Regions from separate parts of the Homo sapiens genome. Here region 2 is linked to region 1. Evidence: chromatin contacts called from ENCODE Hi-C or POLR2A ChIA-PET data. All regions are on one chromosome and are shown on one strand. The core of a region is the stretch at or near the end of the contact, and the rest is flanking DNA. Distances in the headings are between cores, read along the strand shown.

Region 1 (5,602 bases), core at 2,651-5,150:
CCCGTGAGGTGAAAGAATTGTCCCAGAGGGAAGAGAAGGGCTGCCAGGGCCGCCTCTCCCCTCCACAGTCCACTCCGCACACCGGGCGGCGCCCTAGCTGGAGTCCCCACCACAGGCCCTTCCCTGAGCCTGCCCTCCCTCCCACCAGGCTCCTCTTAGCTCTCCTCCCCCTCTTCCTCTTCCCTCCATGTGAGGGAGGCCCACGCCAGCTCTGAGTGCCAGGGCAGCCGCTCAGCCCAGCCTCCTTCACACCCGCCAACACACACACCGCTCCACAGACGCACGCGGGCCCATCACAGCCACGCCAGCCCAGCAGGCATGGTCGGATACGCAGTTCTGTGCGTCTGTGTGTGAGAGGAAGAGAGGGCGCGGCAGCCGGCTGTGGAGGAAGGAGCACTAACCCGCAGCCTGGGCTCTGGCTCTGTGGCCTGAGACGATCCACTGCCCCTTCCTGCACCTCTTTCTCATTTGCAGAATAGAGAGGATCCTGTCCTGGGACATCCTCCCCAGCAGCTATAGGGATTGGCACCTAAACTTGATCTCTATACATAAACACAAAAATGTACTGCAGGCTGGGGCCAAGGGCCAGGGTAACTGCCCCAAGTCTGACCCCAGCCCTTCTATTCCACCGTCGCAGATACAGACCCAGCCTCCTAGCCTGATAGTTCAAGTTCTCCTGTTCTAAATCCTTGGTTCGTAGGAGGAGAGGCTGAGAGCAAGTGTTGTCACCCCCAAGGTCACACAACGAGTCAAGGGCAAAGACCACATACTGCCCTCTCTTGGGGTCCCTGACAACCCCATTTGGCTCTGAGAGCCTCTGAAATAGAAGCTCAGGTGTCACTCTCTGAGCTGTCCCCTCCAGCACCAGGAGGCTGCCCTCCCCCAATCACTCACGTGGAGGAGGGGACAGGGCAGGCAGGAGTAATCAGTCAGCCAGCCCCAAGGAAACTCACTTCAGCCTCCCAAGGCAGGATACAGGGCAGCAGGATGATAACAAACGGGGCTAGAAGTGCAGAATGTGAAAACATAATAGCTCTTGTTTATTGAGTGTTAACTGCGTGTCAGGAACCCCTCTGAGCTTTTAATATAGATTATCTGGTTTAATCCTTACAACAGCCTGAAAAGGCAGGTATTATTAGTGTCCTCATCTTACAGATGTAAATATCCTCTTATAGATGAGGATAATGTTAATCAACTGGCCCAAAGTCACCAGGTTAGGAAGTACGGGTGGGGGCAGAAGAACCCGGGAAGCTCCTTCTTAAAGTCCAAGGTGCTACTGCTCAGAGTTGACCTCCTGCCTCTGCTCCCCTCGACCCGAAAACCACACAACTGAGGGACTGTCCAGGTGAGGCTTGGGTAGGGTCCCCTCACATTCCTGCTGGCTTCTCGACTTAGCTTTCCCAGAAGACAAGCGATGTCTTGTCTTCTCCCAGATCCTGGCGGCTGGGCTGAGCCGGGACCACTGGATGGCCGGTGATTAAGTCCTGCTCTTGGCCCGCGTGAGGGAGCTGCCAGGTGCTGACAGGGCGAGGCTCAGGGTCTCCCCGACTCCGCCCCGCCCCAGCTGTCGTCGTTTTGGACACCTCGGGGTCACCCGCAGACATTCCGACCCCCTCTGGCGCCTTCCCTGGAATCCAGATACGCCTGGCATCTGGGGAGCGAGCCGCCGCCGCCGGGGCTGTGCGCACCGCTAGATGGCAATGTCGGTCCCTGGTGCCCGCTCCGGACCTAGACCGTGCGGCCGCCGTTGGCCACCGCCCCCAACTCCAATGCGACTGCGAACCCAGAGGAGCCCTCAGGCACAGCCTCCCGGGGAAGTGACGCGGGGTCCCCTCGCCAGGCCCCGTCGGACGCCGCCCCAGAGCTGCCCTCGGCTCCGCGCGGGGTTCTCGGGTGGGAAAGTTGAGGGAGCCCGGATTCCACCCGGCACCCTGCGAGGAACGTGTGGGCGGGAGCGCGAGTGCGAGTTCTGTTTGTGTGTGCCTACGGGGGAGCGCGAGTAGACGCTAGTAGCTGTATGCATGTGCGTGTGTGTGCGCACGGCCACGCCTGGATACCAGTCCGCCCGTGAGAGCGCGTGAGCATGCCGCGCCGTGTGCACACGTGCATGTGCATGCGTGTGCGTGCCTAGGGTGCTGTGGCCGGGAGGATGCACACGGTTCGGGTGCCTCTACACCTGTGGACTTGCATGCACAAGCAAATGCAGGGCCGAGAGTGGGTGACCGGTCACATTCCAAACGCCCCTGCCGGAGACTCAGCCAGACCTTAGCTGTCCGCCTGAGCGCGTAGAGGGTCGGGCCAGGAGCCTGCATCGGGATTGCACCTGGCCTGTGGGTGAAGGGTTGTGCGGGCGAGGAGGCCAGACTACTAGGGGCTGCCTGCGACGGGCCACCTAACTTTGGGACGCCGTCTTAGCCCGGTGCCCAGAGGTGTCCAAGTCCTTAAAGATGTGGCAGAGTCCTAGCCTCTGACTGACATCTGTCGAGGGGCCTCTGCGAGAGTCGCCCAACCTGGCCTTGAGGGACACCAGGCACGCTCAGCTCTAATAACTCCCCTAAGAGGCGTTATTGCCAAAAGCCGCCCATTCTCGCGGCGAGAGGGCATCCGCAGTGCACCCACAAGGCGGAGGCCCGGACAGAGCTCGGGTCAGGCGAGTGCAAGACTCTTGTCCTCCTTCTCTCCTCACCCTGCACCCTACCCCAGAGGCACTGTCTAGCCCCTGTGACCAAAGTGGGGACCCAGTTTCTCACGCTAGGGTCGGGCGGGCCTCGAGGGCCGTGTTTTCCTAGGCCATCTGGAGGCTCCTCCATGTCTCCGCCGTGGTCGAAGGAGCCCTGGCTCTCGGGTGCCCCGCCCTCCCTCCAAGCCCCTAGCACGCAGTTCCTGCAGCCTCTGGGCGTGGGCACTGTGTTTCCCGAGTCCTCGACACCCCTCTTCCCCGGGCGAGACCGGAGGGGGTGCTCCGCACGCCCGTGGGGTGGTTTGGGGTGTAGGTCTTCGGTTCTTGGGCATTCACTCCATGGCTCTGGGAAGGCTGTGGCCCCTGGATCTGTCCCTGGGGCGGGAGAGGAGACTCCAGAGTCCAAGGGAGGGAGAGGCGAAGATTTGGCACCGACATTGTGCCCAACACTTCCGTTGCGGGGCCGGAGGAGGGGGCCTGGAGCTGGAGGACCCCGGCTTGGAGGCTGGGCAGCAAAGGGGGGTAGTACCGGAGCGGGGGAGGGGTGTCGGGGAGGGCAGGGGTGTTTTCCGTCGGGGCTCAAGGTCGTAGATGGAGGACTCCAGGGGCCGGAGTGGGCTGGCAGCGCGGGGGCAAAGGGGTGGAGGGAGAGGGAGGGCGGGGAGACGGCGGGAAAAGGGCTCTTTGGGGCTTCAGCGCCCGGCGCCCTGCTGAGCCGCCAGTGGGAGGGCTGGAGTACAGGGTCCCACCCCCGACGGCTGCCCCTGGCTCCGTGGGGTCTGTGGGCGGGCAATCCCCCGCCCCCGACATCCTGGATGCCCACCCCTTCCCACGGGCGCACCCGGGCGCACCTGGAGAAGCCTCCGAGAGCCCCCGGCCTTGCTTCCAGCGGGGTCCCCCAGCCCCGGCCCACTGCCGCTCCCGGCCCGCGCTCGCCCCGGAGGGGGTCTGGCGCCCTGTCCCAGTCGAACCCACCTCTGGGGAGCCTCAGAGCGTCCCGGGGACCTGCTTCCTGCTCTTCCCGGCGAGCCCCCCGCCCCCGCGCCGCCGCGGAGCCACTTACCCGCCGCCTCTGCCCAGCTCCCCTCGCGCCAGACAGACGGCGGGACGGACGCGCGGCCCCGCGGGCCGGCGGGGCGGGCGGCCGGGCCGAGGGCCGGGGGCGGGGACGGGGTGTCGAGGGGCGGCCCCTGCTCCGCCCGCAGCTCCCGGCGCTGTGGCTCCGACTCGCGCTCACGCTCGCACTTTTCCCCGAGCCGCGTGATGTCACGAGGAAGCAGCCAATCGTGGCGGGGCCGCGCCGCCCGCCCCGGGCCGGTCACCCGGCGGCGACGCGCGGGGGTCAACACCCGAGGCGTCGGAGACCCCGGCGGTCCGCGCCCCTCTCGGGGGCTGGCCGGCAGCTCCCTGCTTGGGCACAGAGGGCGCCGCCCACGGCCAGCGACGCAGGGGAGCAGGGGGCGCTGCCCTCCGGGGGGTGGGGGTGTCCGCGTTGTCATGGGGACGCGGCGCCCCCTCGCGGGCTGGGGAAGGAGCTGGCAGCTGGGTCCGGCCGCGCTCCCGCCTCCGCCCTGACCATACTCCCGGGACCCTGAGCTATTTTCGCGCCTCTCCGGGACCTCAGCGCCCTGCGTGGCCCCGCTGGCGGTTTGGCCGCGAGGCGCGGGAGTCTGACCCCAGCGGGAGGCTGCGGGTGGGTGGGGCGGGCTGCGCCGCCAGGGATCCGTCGGGGTCGAGGGCCGGGAGCTCCAGCCGCGCCGCTGCGTGCCGGCCGGGCCGCCCGCGAGGAGGGGCGCCGTCGGGGCCTGGGGAAGCGCAGGAGCGGGTGGACTGGAGAGGTTCGGCCGGGGAGAGAAGAGCCCACCGCGGACCACTCGCCCGCACCCGCTCGGCTGCCTGCTCAGCGTTCCGGGCCGGGGAAGGGGCGCGCCCCTGCTCTCCCAGCCCTGGGATGGGACGCGCCGCCAGTCCAGGCGCAGCCTGGACCGCCAGTTCACCGCCGCCTGTGAGGGACAGTCGGTTGCCCAAGGTCGCCGGGGCCGGAGCCCGGGACAAGATCCCGGAGAGCGGGCAGCCAATCTCAGAGGTCGCTGGGAACCGCACGGGCCGTAGCCTCAGGACTCCGGGCCTCGCCCAGGCTGGGCGGACCTTGGGGCGGCTTCAGCACCTCGGAGAGCTCCCCGCGCCCTGGCCCAGCAGCCTCGCCTGCCTGATTCCGCTCCAGCGCTTGTCTCCCTCCGAGAGCGCCCTTCCGGGGGACCGCCGGGGTCGGACGCTCCCCACTGCGCCCAGGACCGAGGCCTGTAACCCCAAATTCTGATCGCAAACATTTGATTAAGCTTAAGACGTCTGATTTCTTCTCTCGGGGAAACAACTCAAGACCCTCCCCCGAGGGCCGGAGGTGGTGAGGGCGATTGCGGGGGCGGCGGTGGAGGAGAGGCAGGAGCCTCTTGGCAGAGAATGGGAGGGAACTCGAGTAGAAGCCAGCGCTGCGGGGCTCTTGGTGTGGGGTTCTCCGCGCGGAACCCGGAAGTGGAGTTCGGGTCCCCAGAGCTCGCGAGCGCGACGGCTGGGGTTGGTCGGAATTGGGAACTTCAGGGCTGGGGTTGGTTGGCTAGAGTAGGAAGCCATCTTCTGTTGTTACATGAATGATCGGGTCTCCCAAGACCTCATAACTGGGGGTGAAAGAAGCACTACTCTTCTTGCCCCACTTCACAAATAAGGAAAGTTGGTTCATAAGACCCTAAGACGGCACTCCTGCACTTCTTCCACTTTGCCATATCCTTCCCAGGGCACAGAAGAGTGTGATACTCCTAAGAGGAGGTGGGGGTTGTGGAGGAGGAAGGCAGATAGATCCTTAAAACAGTCAGATGAGAAAACAAGCAAGGCCAAGGGCGGGAGGCTGCATACACAAGACACGCC
Region 2 (5,744 bases), core at 2,637-5,136, 280 kb after region 1:
GGGCCCCCACTGCTGCTGCTTAGGGCCCCCTGTGCAGGACTCAGCTTCAGTCTGAAAGGCTGGGGAAGGAGGGAGTGGGAACAGCCAAATTAAATATGTCATTCAAAGACCTTTAGTTGAGGGAGGGATGATTGGGGGCGAGGAGAGGGGAGGAAACATGGCAGGGAGCCTAGAGAACCTTAGCCCAGGCAATTTGTCAAGGGTGAAGAGATCTCTGGCAGGCTAAGGAATCAAATTTGGAACTAAAGAAGAAGAAAAGCTAGAAATTTTAGTAGTTCCAGGAAGTGCAGCCCTCTACAATCAACTCAAAAGGCAGGGCAATAGTGGCATCAGCCAGACCACATAATGCCATCTCCCATTGATGGGCCAGTGGGGACCAACTCCTGCCCTAGGCCACAGCCCCACCAGATGGTGTATTTATAGTGAACTAAGTCGTCCTGCTGTGGTTTGAGAACGAGTACTAACTTCACCTTTCTCCTCCAGTGAGGATACTGAAACCGTATCAAACAGCAGTGAGGGACGGGCCTCCCCTCACGATGTCTTGGAGACCATCTTTGTCCGAAAAGTGGGGGCTTTTGTCAACAAACCCATTAACCAGGTGATTTTTCTGCCACTGCCACCTGTGAGAATGTCTGAGTTCTTAGAGTAAGGCCCCACAGGCAGTTTTCTTAACCTGAGATATTAATATATATGAAACTACTGAACTGGCATGCAAAACTGTATGTGTGTGTAAATTTTTCTGTGAAGAGGATTAATAACCTGTGCTACCCCTCCAGAATAAGTTAAGAACTATTGTCCTGTGACCTTTTAAAGCCTCCTACAAGAAAGGGAGACTAGACCTAGATACCATTTAGTACAAAAACACTACACTGTGTCATTGCCTCGGCCTTATTTGAATTGAACTAGGAGGTTCCTCCTCAGCGGGGCCAGTGAAGCACATTATTACTGCATTACTGTGGATCAGGCTTCCAAAGCTGAATTCCCAGGGTCCTCAGGACCCCAACCCTTGTTTATGCTGTGGGTGTATGTGATGGGGGACAGGGAGGTGAGCGAGCTTGGAGAGCCTCTAACAAGGCAGGAGCCTAAGGGGCAGCATGGTCAGCATAGCTGTGTGAACTTGCTGGACCTCTAGGCTTCTGGCAACCAGGAAGGAAGCATGAACACTGCAGGAGGGGCAGGCATGAATGCTTTTCTCCTGTGTCTCTTCAGGTGACCCTGACGAGTTTGGATATACCCTTTGCCATGTTTGCTCCCAAGAATTTGGAGCTGGAGGATACCGATCCAATGGTGAGCCCACCGTTGACTACGAGTTCCCAGTAGATGGTGCGCTAGTCATTGTTCTTCCTGAGCCAGAGTCACTAATCCCCCACAGACTATAAACCATGGCCCCTCGGCTTACGGGTTTGTAGCCAGCATTAAGTTCTTCCCAGAATTTTCAGATTGTTTACAGTAACTTGAATCTGGGTCACAGCATCAGCCCTAATCCTGCCTTGCTATGAAACAGGTGAATCCTCCAGATTCCCCAGAGACTGAATCTCCTCTCCAGGGCAGCCTGCACTCAGATGGCTCCAGCGGGGGCAGCAGTGGCAATACCCATGATGACTTTGTTATGATAGACTTTGTAAGTCGCCGTCACCTTCCTTGACCTTTGCTGTCCCGGGGAACTAGACCTAGAAGCATCTACTGCACTTGATCCAGATTTCCTTCATAGGGATCAGATGTGCTGGTGTAGACAGAAGGGATGGACAGGTGGAGTCTGGTCTGGGGAGACATTTTGGAGGCCGATAAACAACAAGGCATTTTTTGTCATGCCTTTGGTTAAAATTCATAATGAAATTCAACTCTAAATGGAGATTTTCCACTGATACCCACTTAGGTCCTATTCGTGGCTAGGCAAGGAGTTTGAAGGAGTGGGACATAAACTTAACTAGTGGAGAGGAATATTATCACCAGCATTAGAAGTGAACAGTCTGGGAGAGAAAAGTGTAAAGATTTCTCTCCCTAAGATAAGCCTGAAAGAACCTTTTGATAATTGCTAGAAGGAAAGACTTGTTCATAGCTTATCTCCTCTGTGGTTCAAGGCAAGCTAAACTGACTCTGTCTTGTTTTTGAAGAAACCAGCTTTTTCTAAAGATGACATTCTTCCGATGGACCTGGGGACCTTCTATCGGGAGTTTCAGAACCCACCTCAGCTGAGCAGCCTCTCCATAGATATTGGAGCACAGTCCATGGCTGAAGACTTGGTATGGAAACGTCTTCCTCTACCACAGTGCATCCTTATTTGATGGTCATTCCTTTGCCAAAGGCCTAGGAGGCCTACCACCTTCTATCTTCCCTGTAATAGGAAAGAGACATAATTAGAAAATTATCTTTTGATCACTCTTGAGATTGGCATTGTGCCCAGCAGTCATTATCTGGAATTTGCTTGAGCTTGGTTCCTTCTTTCTCTGCACATTCTCAGCATTACTTACATGCTCCTGTTGTTCTGTGCCTGACGTCTTCTCCTTGCAGATGCCACTAGGCCAAGTTGCTCTAACAGCCATTGCATTAGCTATTTAGCTTTCCAGGCAGATGCCAGTGGTACTGGGCAGAGGAGATTGTGAGGTCCTGAGTATCTGTGTTCTTGCTCTTTCCTCAGAGAGCTCACTCCGTCATCTAGCAGTTCTCACACTTGACCAGATGTCCTGATACTGATTATAATGACCCCATCTCTGCTTAGGGCATTTCCTCTTCCTGCCTCTGAGGGGCAGAAGAGTGCCCCGCACAAGCCACAAACTGGGTGCCCCATGCCAGGAGATGTCCCTCTTTGAGGTGGAATGATCACCTCCTAAATAGATATTAAGATCCTATGGTAGCTGCCCTGGATTTGCTTTAAGGAGAAAAGCATGCCCAGTAATAACAATACAGTAATAGCCAGGTGCAGTGGCTCACGCCTGTAATCCCAGCACTTTGGGAGGCCAAGGCAGGCAGATCACAAGGTCAGGAGTTCGAGACCAGCCTGGCCAACATGGTGAAACCCCGTCTCTACTAAAAATACAAAAATTAGCCAGGCATGGTGGCGGGCACCTGTAATCCCAGCCACTCGGGAGGCAGAGGCAGGAGAATCACTTGAACTTGGGAGGTGGGGGTTGCAGTGAGCCAAGATTGGATCACTGCACTCCAACCCGGGTGACAGAGTGAGACTCCATCTCAAAAAAAAAAAAAAAAAGTAATAATTACTACTACCAAGACCTTTTGGGCCAGGCACAGTGGCTCACACCTGTAATCTCAGCACTTTGGGAGGCTGAGGAGGCCTTCACTTGAACTCAGGAGTTTAAGACCAGCCTGAGCAACATGGTGAAACCCTGTCTCTACAAAAAGTACAAAAAATTAGCTGGGCGTGGTGGCATCCGTCTGTAGTTCCAGCTGCCTTGGGAGGTGGAGGCAGGAGGATTGCTTGCTTGAGCTGGGGAAGTCAATGCTGGAGTGAGCCATGTTTGCGCCACTGCCTCTAGCCTAGGTGACAGAGTGAGACCCTGTCTCAAAAACAAATAAATAAATAAATAAAAATCAAGGCTTTTTGAGTGCCAGGCATTTTTCTAAGTGTTTTACATGAATCTTCAACAGCCCTAAGAGGTAAGTTTTCTCATCCCAGTTTACAGATGAGAAAACCAACAATGATTAGCTTGCTCATAGTCACACAGACCCAGGCAAAACAAAGCTTTGCTTGATCTTAGAGGATCTGGTTCCTCAATTTAGCCTTTTAACCACTAAACTCCCTTGCCTATCATGACATGCACTTGGAAGAAAGTGTGGCTCCAATTCTCTCAACTGATGCCACAGCCGTAGCCAGTTCTGAGGCCTCCCTCTCCTTTCAGGAAGCTGCACCCAAACCACCCTCAGCTGTTGGTGTCTCCAGGCCACATTAAAAACTCTGAGGCAAGAGACTCTCCACGCTCCCTTGTGGTCGTGTTTAAACCCCTACTGGCAGGAAATTGTGATGGTGAAACTCTGCAGATGCAGCTTCTGTTCATTTAGTCATCAGTAGAGACGCATTTTTATTAATAGTTGATACTCTAGGACAGTTAAACTTCTCACAGTTCTGTTTTCCTCTGCTTCTGTCTTTACCATTCTCTCTCAATCTCTAACTCACCCCTTCCTCAGCTGGTATAAAGATAACAGATTCTGGCCGGGTGCAGTGGCTCATGCCTGTAATCCCAGCACTTTGGGAGGCCGAGGCGGGTGGATCACAACATCAGGAGTTCAAGACCAGCCTGGGCAACATGGTGAAACCCTGTCTCTACTAAAAATACAAAAAATTAGCTGGGCTTGGTGACGGGCGCCTCAGGAGGCTACTCAAGCTACTCAGGAGGCTGAGGCAGAGAATTGCTTGAACTCGGGAGGCGGAGGTTGCAGTGAGCTGAGATCACACCACAGCACTCCAGCCTGGGTGACAGAGCGAGACTCTGTCTCAAGAAAAAAATTTAAAAATACAGATTCCTAGGCCTTACCACAGACCTGCTACTGTGTCAGAATGTCAGTAGTATAGTGGGGCCACCTGGTTCACATTCCCCCCAGGGGGTCCCGATGCCCAGCAAAGGGTGTGAAGAAATCTTTTGTAAACTGTTTAATTTGTAGAGCTGTACACTTGGTATTTTATTCTAGTGTCAGTCAGATCTGTGCCAGGGATATTTCATGTTTAATTTCTGAATCATCTTGCTCTTGTGGTCCTTTTCTCTTTTGTTAAGTGTGTGGCCCACTTGGACTCCCAAGGCCGTTCCATTAATCCTCCAGCCCCTGCAAAGCCCTGATGCATATACCCCTCCCTACCCTGTGCCTACGCAGCTGCCCTGCGTTCTCCCACTTGCTCGGCCCAGCTAGGGCTGAGCTTCGTCTTGCTTGCTGCCTCCCCTCTTCGGGACTGGGCTGGCTGCCTCCTCAAGGCCCTGCCTGAATAAACGGCTCTTCCCTCTCTTTCCGGTACAGGACTCATTACCAGAGAAGCTGGCTGTGCATGAGAAGAATGTCCGCGAGTTTGATGCCTTTGTGGAAACCCTGCAGTAAAAGTATCCTTGAGTCCCAGCAGCACCCCCTTTTTGTGGCCCCAGGGCATAAGCAGCCTCCCATGCATCAGCTGCTCCCACCCCTCATCCTGCTCTGAGCCAGGTGGAAGGGAGGCTGGCTTCTCCCATGGGGACCCAGAAGTCCCTACTCTTGGACCTCCTGGAGACTCCGTGGCGGCAGTCAAGCCCAGTGCCCAGTTGGAGAAGACTCACGTGCTGGCCTTGGAGATGGGAAGAACCTTCGTACGAAAAAGCCCTCAGCAGGGCCATCTGTGTGCCCTGCCCATCACCAACTGCTTCCCAAGGGTGTCATCCTGTTCCTCCTGCTGCCGGCCTCCTGCCTGGGCCTGCCTTGCAGCTGGCCCCTTCCCTGCCTGCTGTCACCATCCACTGTTTGACATTCCAGCTGGTGGCCAAGAGATTGGTGTGGAGTCGCAGAAAGAGGAAGGAGACAGTGCCAGGAGGAAGAAGGAAGGAGTCCCTTAGCTCTCTTCATTGTCCCCTTTACTTCCTGCTATCTTCTTCTCCTCTTCTTCTCTCTCTTGCCTCTATGCCTGTATTTCTGGCAATATGACAGGCCTGCCTACCCAAGATCAGAACTCCAAAACCACTCCCACCCCTGAAGGTCGGGAGGGTCTGAGCAGCCCTGGTGGCTGCCTGTGCTCAGGTCCTCAGCTCCATGGGAAATAAAAATGGCACCCT

The links. A loop is a pair of places that touch in the nucleus more often than their neighbours do. ChIA-PET counts read pairs that join two places held with the same protein, here RNA polymerase II (POLR2A). Pooled maps may share reads with other maps.
Region 2: a map of naive thymus-derived CD4-positive, alpha-beta T cell shows a loop between it and region 1 (2.8-fold over the local background). The contact joins the enhancer-like site here to the promoter of CHRM4 in region 1. A Hi-C loop is called at or near these places in 2 of 168 maps with a recorded cell type or tissue (IMR-90 and naive thymus-derived CD4-positive, alpha-beta T cell) and 8 of 50 pooled maps. POLR2A ChIA-PET finds 5 or more read pairs at or near these places in 2 of 52 experiments (AG04450 and Panc1).

Annotation. Positions count from the first base shown.
Region 1 is chr11:46,387,876-46,393,477 of GRCh38, forward strand. It overlaps CHRM4 (cholinergic receptor muscarinic 4), which reads right to left and starts at 3,901. Exons shown (of 2, transcript NM_000741.5): 1 at 3,656-3,901. RefSeq lists silencers at 1,663-1,722, 1,753-1,962, 3,942-4,031, 4,212-4,261 and enhancers at 2,188-2,793, 2,794-3,397, 4,915-5,602.
Region 2 is chr11:46,667,290-46,673,033 of GRCh38, forward strand. It overlaps ATG13 (autophagy related 13), which reads left to right. Exons shown (of 19, transcript NM_001346311.2): 15 at 484-598; 16 at 1,210-1,287; 17 at 1,505-1,621; 18 at 2,115-2,243; 19 at 4,966-5,744. The coding sequence ends at 5,043. Among named protein-coding and RNA genes, the nearest start is that of ARHGAP1, 30 kb to the right of the region's middle. Within about 2 kb of position 3,887, at least 9 of the 41 ENCODE cell types and tissues checked have a DNase peak (open chromatin) inside an H3K27ac peak, as active enhancers do.